Linked DNA regions of Homo sapiens: region 1 is linked to region 2. A link is a loop called in an ENCODE intact Hi-C map of the cell type or tissue named here. Cell type or tissue: CD4-positive, alpha-beta T cell. All regions are shown on one strand. Region 1 has its middle 29 kb from the start of KCNA10. Region 2 has its middle 29 kb from the start of LRIF1.

What was found. Peaks named below come from ENCODE experiments on the same cell type or tissue, not always from the same donor. Only the 100,000 strongest peaks of a DNase experiment are listed, where the experiment ranks them.
Region 1: it touches region 2 in a loop (3-fold over the local background); 2 of 110 quality-filtered maps call a loop at or near these places.

Annotation. Positions count from the first base shown.
Region 1 is chr1:110,546,590-110,550,589 of GRCh38, forward strand. No RefSeq gene overlaps it. Among named protein-coding and RNA genes, the nearest start is that of KCNA10, 29 kb to the left of the region's middle. In CD4-positive, alpha-beta T cell, a CTCF peak has its summit at 1,954; no DNase peak of the experiment used is centred here.
Region 2 is chr1:110,990,952-110,994,951 of GRCh38, forward strand. No RefSeq gene overlaps it. Among named protein-coding and RNA genes, the nearest start is that of LRIF1, 29 kb to the left of the region's middle. In CD4-positive, alpha-beta T cell, CTCF peaks have their summits at 1,559 (motif pointing left) and 1,850; a DNase peak (open chromatin) is centred at 1,580.

The sequences.
Region 1 (4,000 bases), 440 kb before region 2:
GGGGCCTTATGTTTCCCAGCCCCATTACTTCTCCTTTCCAGCACTCTCCCCCTTGCTCACTCTGTTCCATAATGGCCTCCTTGCTGTTCCTTAGATACTGCTGCATCCTTTCACCTCAAGGCCTTTGCACTTGCTCTTCCCTGTTTGGAATGCTTGTCCTCCAGATGTCTGCCTAGCCCACTTCTGTCAGGGCCATCCCTGGCTACTTACTCAAAATTGCAGCCCCCACTCTAGCCTGTCTCTCTCCTGCTGCTCTATTGATCCCTTAGCACTTACCACTAGTGCATTTATCTTGTAATTGTTTATACCATGAGGGCAGGCATTTTTCCCTGTTTTGTCTGCTAGACTCCTAGTACTTGGCACAGAGTAGGCATTTGATAAATATTTGTTTACCGAACTGCTCTAAAATTACTACATCTGTTAACTTTTTAAATTCCCACAACAGCCTTATGAGCCCTGTTTAGTACATGAAGAAACTGAGGCACAAATAGGTTAAATAAATGACCCAAACTCACACAGCTAGTAATGACATAGCTGGAATTTAATTCCAGGCAGTCTGGGTCTGAGCCCATGTGCTCCACCACTAGGCTTCACTGTCAGGGTGTGGGGTGTGGTTTTCTGTCCCTGTGTTTGGGAGCTGTCACGTGGTCCAGGGACTCAGCAGGAGTTGGTCGCTGTTGTGGTCAGCTTGAGTGGACATAGGTTGAGCAGCCTGAGGTCTAGGAAAGAGGTTTCTTACAGAGCCAGCCAGGCAGCAACTGTTCATATGGTTTAATAGCAGCAATTGATAGGAGGCTCCTGCTGTACTCACAACTCTGATCTGGGACAATACGAAGAGGTCTCACTGGATAGCAGCTGATTACTGTAGTTTACAATGTGCCAGACACTGGGCTAAGTGCCTTCCACGTACCACTTTCTTCCATCCTCTCAACAAGCCTGTGTGCTAGATCCTGCTCTTTCAAAAGAAAATCTGATCCACATGTTAGAGTTTTACAAGAGGCTCAGAGAGGTTGAGTACCCTACCTCAGGCCACACAGTTGGTAAACCGAGAGGTTGTCCTCCAATGATAACATCTGTGGCATCTACATCCTACTACCCGCTCCCCCGCATTATTACACGTGATCCTCACCATAGCCATGCAAGTGACATGCTGCTGGCCTTGATTTATAACCCCAGAAGCTATGGGAGTTTGGCCCAGCCAGGCTATACTCTTGGGTCATTTCCTCCAGTGGGCACCTCTGGGGGCTTCTGGATAGCCTCTTGCCCTTGGCCTTTCACTATTTGCCCCAGTCCCTCCGCAAACCTTTCTTATCTCCCTCAACCATCTGCTGACCTAATGTTTAAGCCAAAGTGATAATTAACTGGACCCTCCTTTAATGTAAAGATTTATTCAAGGAAGACAAACATAAAAAATACTTGCTTTTATCTGCTCACAGTTTCCTTTGAGAAATAGGAAATGTCCTGTGTCCCCTCACCCCTGAACCTCCATTCCCCAGGGACCAAGGTGGAAAGAATGGGAGACCAGCAGTGAGGTCAGGGCCTCTGGCCTGCCTGTCCTGACTTCTGATCCAGAGCCTTCTACCAACAAGGGACAGCCCTCAGTTTCTCAGGGCCAGGATCTGGTGAGCCATGGAGGTATCTTCCAGTATTGGAAGGAGTGTGCATTGGCCTGGGGACCTGGCCACCTTCCCACTTCTGCCCCTCAGGTCGCAGATGAAGGTGGCCCGGGTTGACCTGCATTATCTGGATCACAGACCTGGGCATGCTGGGGTCAGCAAAGAAGAGCCCATTTGGCTGTGGCAGCTTTGTGGGCAATGGTGGGTGTGGTGGCTTGGAAGAAGGACAGAGAGAAGGAGAAGGGGCAGGAGGTGACCTAGGGCACAAGGAATCAGCAGGGGAGAGAAGGGCAGCTCTGAGTAAATGGGCTTCTGGTTTTCTCTCCCGAGCAGCGCAGGCTCCTGGCCTTTTCAGGCCTTCTTTGCCCACCTGTGGTGAGTGAAGGGAACTGCAACTGCGCTTTCTCTCCACTTGTCATGTTGAAGTCCACACCTGAGTGGACTGGGCCTCAGGTGGCCAAACAAAATAGAGGATGCCCAGTTACAGCTGAAGTCCAGGTAAGCAATGAATGGTTTTTTAGCAGAAGTACAAAAAAGTCATTCATTGCTTGTCTGAAATTCAAACGTAACTGGACATTTTGTATTTTTATTTACAAGATTGGTAACATTACCTGGGGTCTGACAGTAGCCTGGACGGGTCTTCTTCTCGTGGACAGCCTTGGTAAGAGCCTTCAGCACAAGCTGCCCTTAGTAGATATTCACAGGGCATGGGAAGGAGCTATATTTGCAGTAGGCCTCTAAGACCTTTCTGAGCCCCGGAATGCTTTATCCACCTGCAGCCTGAAATTTCATGATGAGTCTTTGGTCAGTTAATAAGTAGTGGGGAGCTGACTGGATGGAAGGCAGATTCATCTGAATAGGTATCTGATAGCAATTGATCAGATGTGTGGGGAAGGGCATATCCTCCTCAGACCTGGGAAGTGAATGTAATAAGACCCACTACACGGGCTTACTGTAAAGATCAAAAGATACAGTGTATGTGAAAGCTACTCGGCATATAGAAAGTGCTCAGTAAATACTAACTGATATCATTTTTAGGGCAAAGCACAGACAGCCGTGGAGAACCCAGAAGGTCCTGGGCAGATAAGGAACTCATCAAGAGAGAAGAAGATGGAACAGAAGGGGAAGGCATCCTGGGAAGTGGCCCTACCTCTCCCTATAGTCGTTACATTGCTGCTGCTGTTCTGGACCCCCTTGAAGGCCTTAGCCTTTACCCTGCCTCCTGTTGTCTGGAAGCCAGGCCCTCAAGGTGGGAGGTGGGGAGCAGGAGCAGGTGGCCAGGGAGATGGAAGGACTTGAGACCTGGGCAGGAGAGGTAGAGAGCCTGGGAATATCAGGACTTGGCCATGACAGATGGTGGGGCTGGGAGGAAGGAGGCATGAAAGATGCAGGAAATCATGGCTACTGTGAAAATGGAAAGGAGAAATATCTTTTAATATATGTGAATATCAGTATAGGATGAGGATTCTATTACATTTAGTATGAGAAAATACCATCTCCTTCAATGCCAGTTATAAATAAAGGAGATGCAGCAAAGTAAGAAGGTATAAACTATAAGAAGGGGCATAGCTATATAAATACAAGAAAAATACAACCAAACACCACCATTTGTGCCTAATTACCATGAATCCCAGAGATGGTAATAAATTCATGGCATATGCATTTTGCCTGACTAGAGTTTAGGGTGGCTATGACATTATACCCTGTCCAGGCAGCCTTAGCCTTCTGAGTGTCAAAGGCATTCTCTCATGCGGTCATTGGTAGCTAACGACACAGTGTTGGTGCTGAGCATTTGCTTTTTAATAGAAGGTGGTGGCCTACATGCAAATGACCATGAGGGAGTTAATCCTCAGCCTTTCCTCAAAGGGACTCTTGCACACAATTTCAGGGCCTGGGGCAAGAGAGCACATGGTGGCCTATGAACCATATGTCTAAATATTTAAAAGTCAAGCTAACAAACTGTTACATAAAATGTGTTCACTTCCTATCTTGACACAGGTACCTTTGTAACAACCTGGGAGGTCATGTTCAAATTCAGGACCATGGATTCCCCCATCTTGTCACAATTTGGTAGAAGGCTCTGGCCCTGTTCTGTGTCTACGACCCCTTTTGCCAACCGCCTTCTTTTCCCACTCCTGGCTCTGTCTGGCACCTTGAGGGGATGCATGAGTTTTCTATCCCTGCTATAGTAAATTACCACCGACTTAGCGATTTGAAACAACACAGATTTATTCTCTTATACTTCTGGAGGTCAGGAGTCTGGCTTGGGTTTCACTGGGCTAAACTCGTGGTGCTGGCAGGGCAGCACTCCTTCTGCGGCTCTAGGCGGGAACCCATTCCCTTTCCTCTTCCAGCCTCCAGAGGCTGCCAGTATTCCTCTGCTC
Region 2 (4,000 bases):
CATAACATATTTTGATACACACATGCAATGCATAATAATCACTTCAAGGTAAATGGGATATCCATCGACTCAAGCACTTAATCCTTCATGTTACAATCCAATTATACTATTGTAGTTATTTTTAAAGGTACAATTATTACTGACTATAGTCACTCTGTTTTGCTATCAAATACTATGCCTTATTCATTCTTTTTATTGTCTGTACACATTAACCATCCCCACTTCCCTCACCTAACCCCCACTACTTTTCCAAGGTAATTATCCTCCTTCTATTTCCATGAGTTCAATTGTTTTAACTTTTAGCTCCCACAAGTAAGTGAGAACATGTGAAGTTTATCTTTCTGTGCCTGGCTTATTTCACTTAAAATTATGATCTCCATTTCCATCCATCTTGTTGCAAATGACTGAATCTTGTTTTTGTTGTTGTTGTTGTTGTTTTCCATGTTATCAGGGTACAGGTGGTATTTGGTTACATGAGTAAGTTTTTTAGTGGTGATTTGTGAGATTCTCCACATTGTTTCCCATAGTGGCTATACCAGTTTACATTCCCACCAGCAGGGTACAGGTGTTCCCTGATCACTGCGTCCACACCAACATCTACTGCTTTTTTGATATTTTGATTATGGTCATTCTTGCAGGAATAAGGTGGTATCACACTGTGGTTTTGATTTGCATTTCCCTGATCATTAGTGATGTTGAGCATTTTTTCAAATGTTTGTTGGCCATTTGTATATCTTCTTTTGAGAACTCTCTATTCATGTCCTTAGCCAACTTTTTGATGGGATTGTTTGTTTCTTTCTTACTGATTTGTTTGAGTTCGTTGTAGATTCTGGATATTAGTCCTTGGTCAGATGTATAGATTGTGAAGATTTTTCTCCCACTCTGTGGGTTGTCTATTTACTCTGCTGACTGTTCCTTTTGCCGTGCAAACACTCTTTAGTTTAATTAGGTCCTAGCTATTTATCTTTGTTTTTATTGCATTTGCTTTGGCTTCTTGGTCATGAAATCCTTGCCTAAGCCAATGTCGAGAAGGGTTTTTCCAGTGTTATTGTCTAGAATTTTTATAGTTTCAGGTCTTAGGTTTAAGTCCTTAATCCATCTTGAGTTGATTTTTGTATAAGGTGAGAGACGAGGATCCAGTTTCATTCTCCTACATGTGGCTTTGTTGAAGATCAGTTGGTTGTAAATATTCGGGTTTATTTCTGGGTTCTCTATTCTGTTCCATTGGTCTATGTGCATATTTTTATACCAGTACCATGCTGTTTTGGTAACTATGGCCTTATAATATAGTTTGAAATCAGGTAGTGTGATGTTCCCAGAGTTTTCATTTTGCTTAGTCTTGCTTTGGCTATGCAGGCTCCTTTTTGGTTCCATATGAATTTTAGAATTGTTTTTTCTAACTCTGTGAAGAATGATGGTGGTATTTTGATGGGGATTGCATTGAATTTGTAAATTGCTTTTGGCAGTATGGTCATTTTCACAATATTGATTTTATCCATCCATGAGCATGGGATGTGTTTTCATTTGTTTGTGTCGTCTATGTAAGAACAGCTGTTTGATAAAGATTTTTCTAATAGTGACATCTAGTGGCATCTGTTTGTCATGAAATGATTTTACTGGCAATACCCTCTAGTATAAAAGAGGTAGCTCCTTTAAACTTGGATGGTTTGCCCAGAATGACAGTAACGTGGGCTGCTGTATCTAATAAAGCTAGAAAATGTTATCTACTTGTAGAATTCCAATGAACCACCAGAGTCATACAGAGGAAATTGTCACCGGGTGGTGGGACAAGGCACAGGGATTGCCTGAATCCCTATTTGAGAGGCCATGGTGATTACCAGTTTCAGGGGTCTGAGAATTAGCCAGAGGCATAATTAGTTGGATTTGGAGGCGTGGTCTCAAGAGATCCCAGATCTGTGGGCAAGTGATGAGGACTTTTTAACGTAATCTTCTTTAGTTGTTGCAATTTGGGTGTGGCCTGGCTAGTAATTCTTCATGAGGCACACAGGGGCCTCTAAATTGCCAATAAACAGGATGAGCTGGATCACCCAGAGGTAATGGGGTAATCTGAGAGTTGGAAAAGAAAGGGAGGGCTGAATAGTCCACTCTAGGGGTTCCCATGCACTAGGAGGCAAGCTTTGTTAGGTCAGAATTGTGAGTCGGGATGGACAGAACCCTCACATTGTGCCAGCAGACCAATTTCATTCATGGCCCTTAGGATGGTATAGGACCTGTGAACAAGGTTAAGCAACATGACCCTGCAGTTGGATGGGGGCACCTGCAAGAACAGCTCTCAGGAGTCTATGTCAACAGGGGCTTTTTCAAAATTAGCAATGTGTTTAGTCTTCCTTCTCTGAATATTTGAAGAAATAATAGACCCATTAAACCATACCAATTTCATGGAGGAGCATGCAGGCCTCCTCAATAGTTTTCCACTAGACATCCTTAGCAGCAATGACCACATGGAAGAGTGAGCCAGACTCTAAGCCTTGAAATCAGTCAGTAAGGAAAGGGCTCTGGAATTCTTAGTGGTGGTAGAAGTTTTGGGTTCCTTATTTGAGGTTTCCATAACCTCCTCAAAAGTATTGGTCTCTTTATCAAGCCTGCCCTTGTGTTTTGGATGCCCTTTACCCTCTTTGGGTACCTCTGGCTCCAAAATATATAAAATCTAAGCTTGAAAGCAAAAGGATCTTTAAGTGAATTATGCATCTCAGGATCTTAAGTAATGTTGATGAGCAGCCTCATCTCTGGGGTGATGACAAAAGCTTCATGCCTGTGTTAAACACTCTCAGTAACTAATTGGCTCCTTTCTTTTTTATCTTTTGGAAAAAAACTGAGAATAATTTGAATTCCTAGACTCGTGATTTTAGGTGTTTCAGCTTTTAGTTCTTTATGATCTCTCATGCTTTTTCTGGTTCTTTTTATTGTATCTATTTAAGGTGTACAACTCTCACCTTTTCTGTTTAACAATAAGCAATCAGATAAGAAAAGGAAATAAAAGACATCCAAATAGTAAAGACAGAAGTAAAATTATTGCTGTTTGCAGGTGACATAATCCTGCATGTAGAAAACAAACTCCAAAAAGAGGACTCAAAAAAAAAATCTTTAGAACTGTGAAAGCTGCTGATGCTAAGACGCAATCACTTAAATCAAACCCAAATCAAAGTAGAGCCAGCAGATCATAAGGGAGGGGATCTCATGCTTGTATGTGAGATAACAACTATAACAAAGACTCTTTGATGGTCCTTCTGCACATATGACTATGATAACAAGTATTACAAGAACTATCTGACAGCACAAAAATTCTATATAAATTGTTTCTATGAAGACATCTCCCCAGCAACAGTGTCATCAGCAAGTAACTGCTCGCTTCTGCAGTGAGCCTCTGTAACTAGTAAACTTTGATTTTTTTCATCATCCTCTTTTATTTTATTAGTTTTGTAAGAATTAGATTTGACTCGTGGATGTTCTTAAAGGGAGCACTACCATAGCCCATGGAAGCAAGAATCAAATAAATGATCAAGTTAAGCTGGTGAGGCTTTATTCATCACAGGTTGAAGCCACTAAAATTTTCTGCATAAAGAGAGAACCACCAGTCTACATTCAACAGCCTAAACCAACAATTATATATTTATACATGTGAAAATTTAGCTTGTCCTTTAACTCTTTCTTAAGTTGAATTGTCAATTATGATTGCAGCTTTAAAATCAAGATACTTAACTAGCTGGCTGAGTGACTGGCCAAACCACCAATCAGGAAAATTGAATTAGTTAAGAGAAGAAATGCAATAAGACTTGAAGAACTGAATGGTGCCTTGGAGGTTACCTGGTTCAACCTTTTCCCTTAGCCTGGACACACACACACATACACACACACACACACACACACAAACACACACACACACACAGAGAGAGAGAGAGACAGAGAAAGAGAGAGAGAATATAAATTAAGACCCAGAACTGCAGAACTGGTAGGTGATAAAATCTGTCCAGGACCAAAA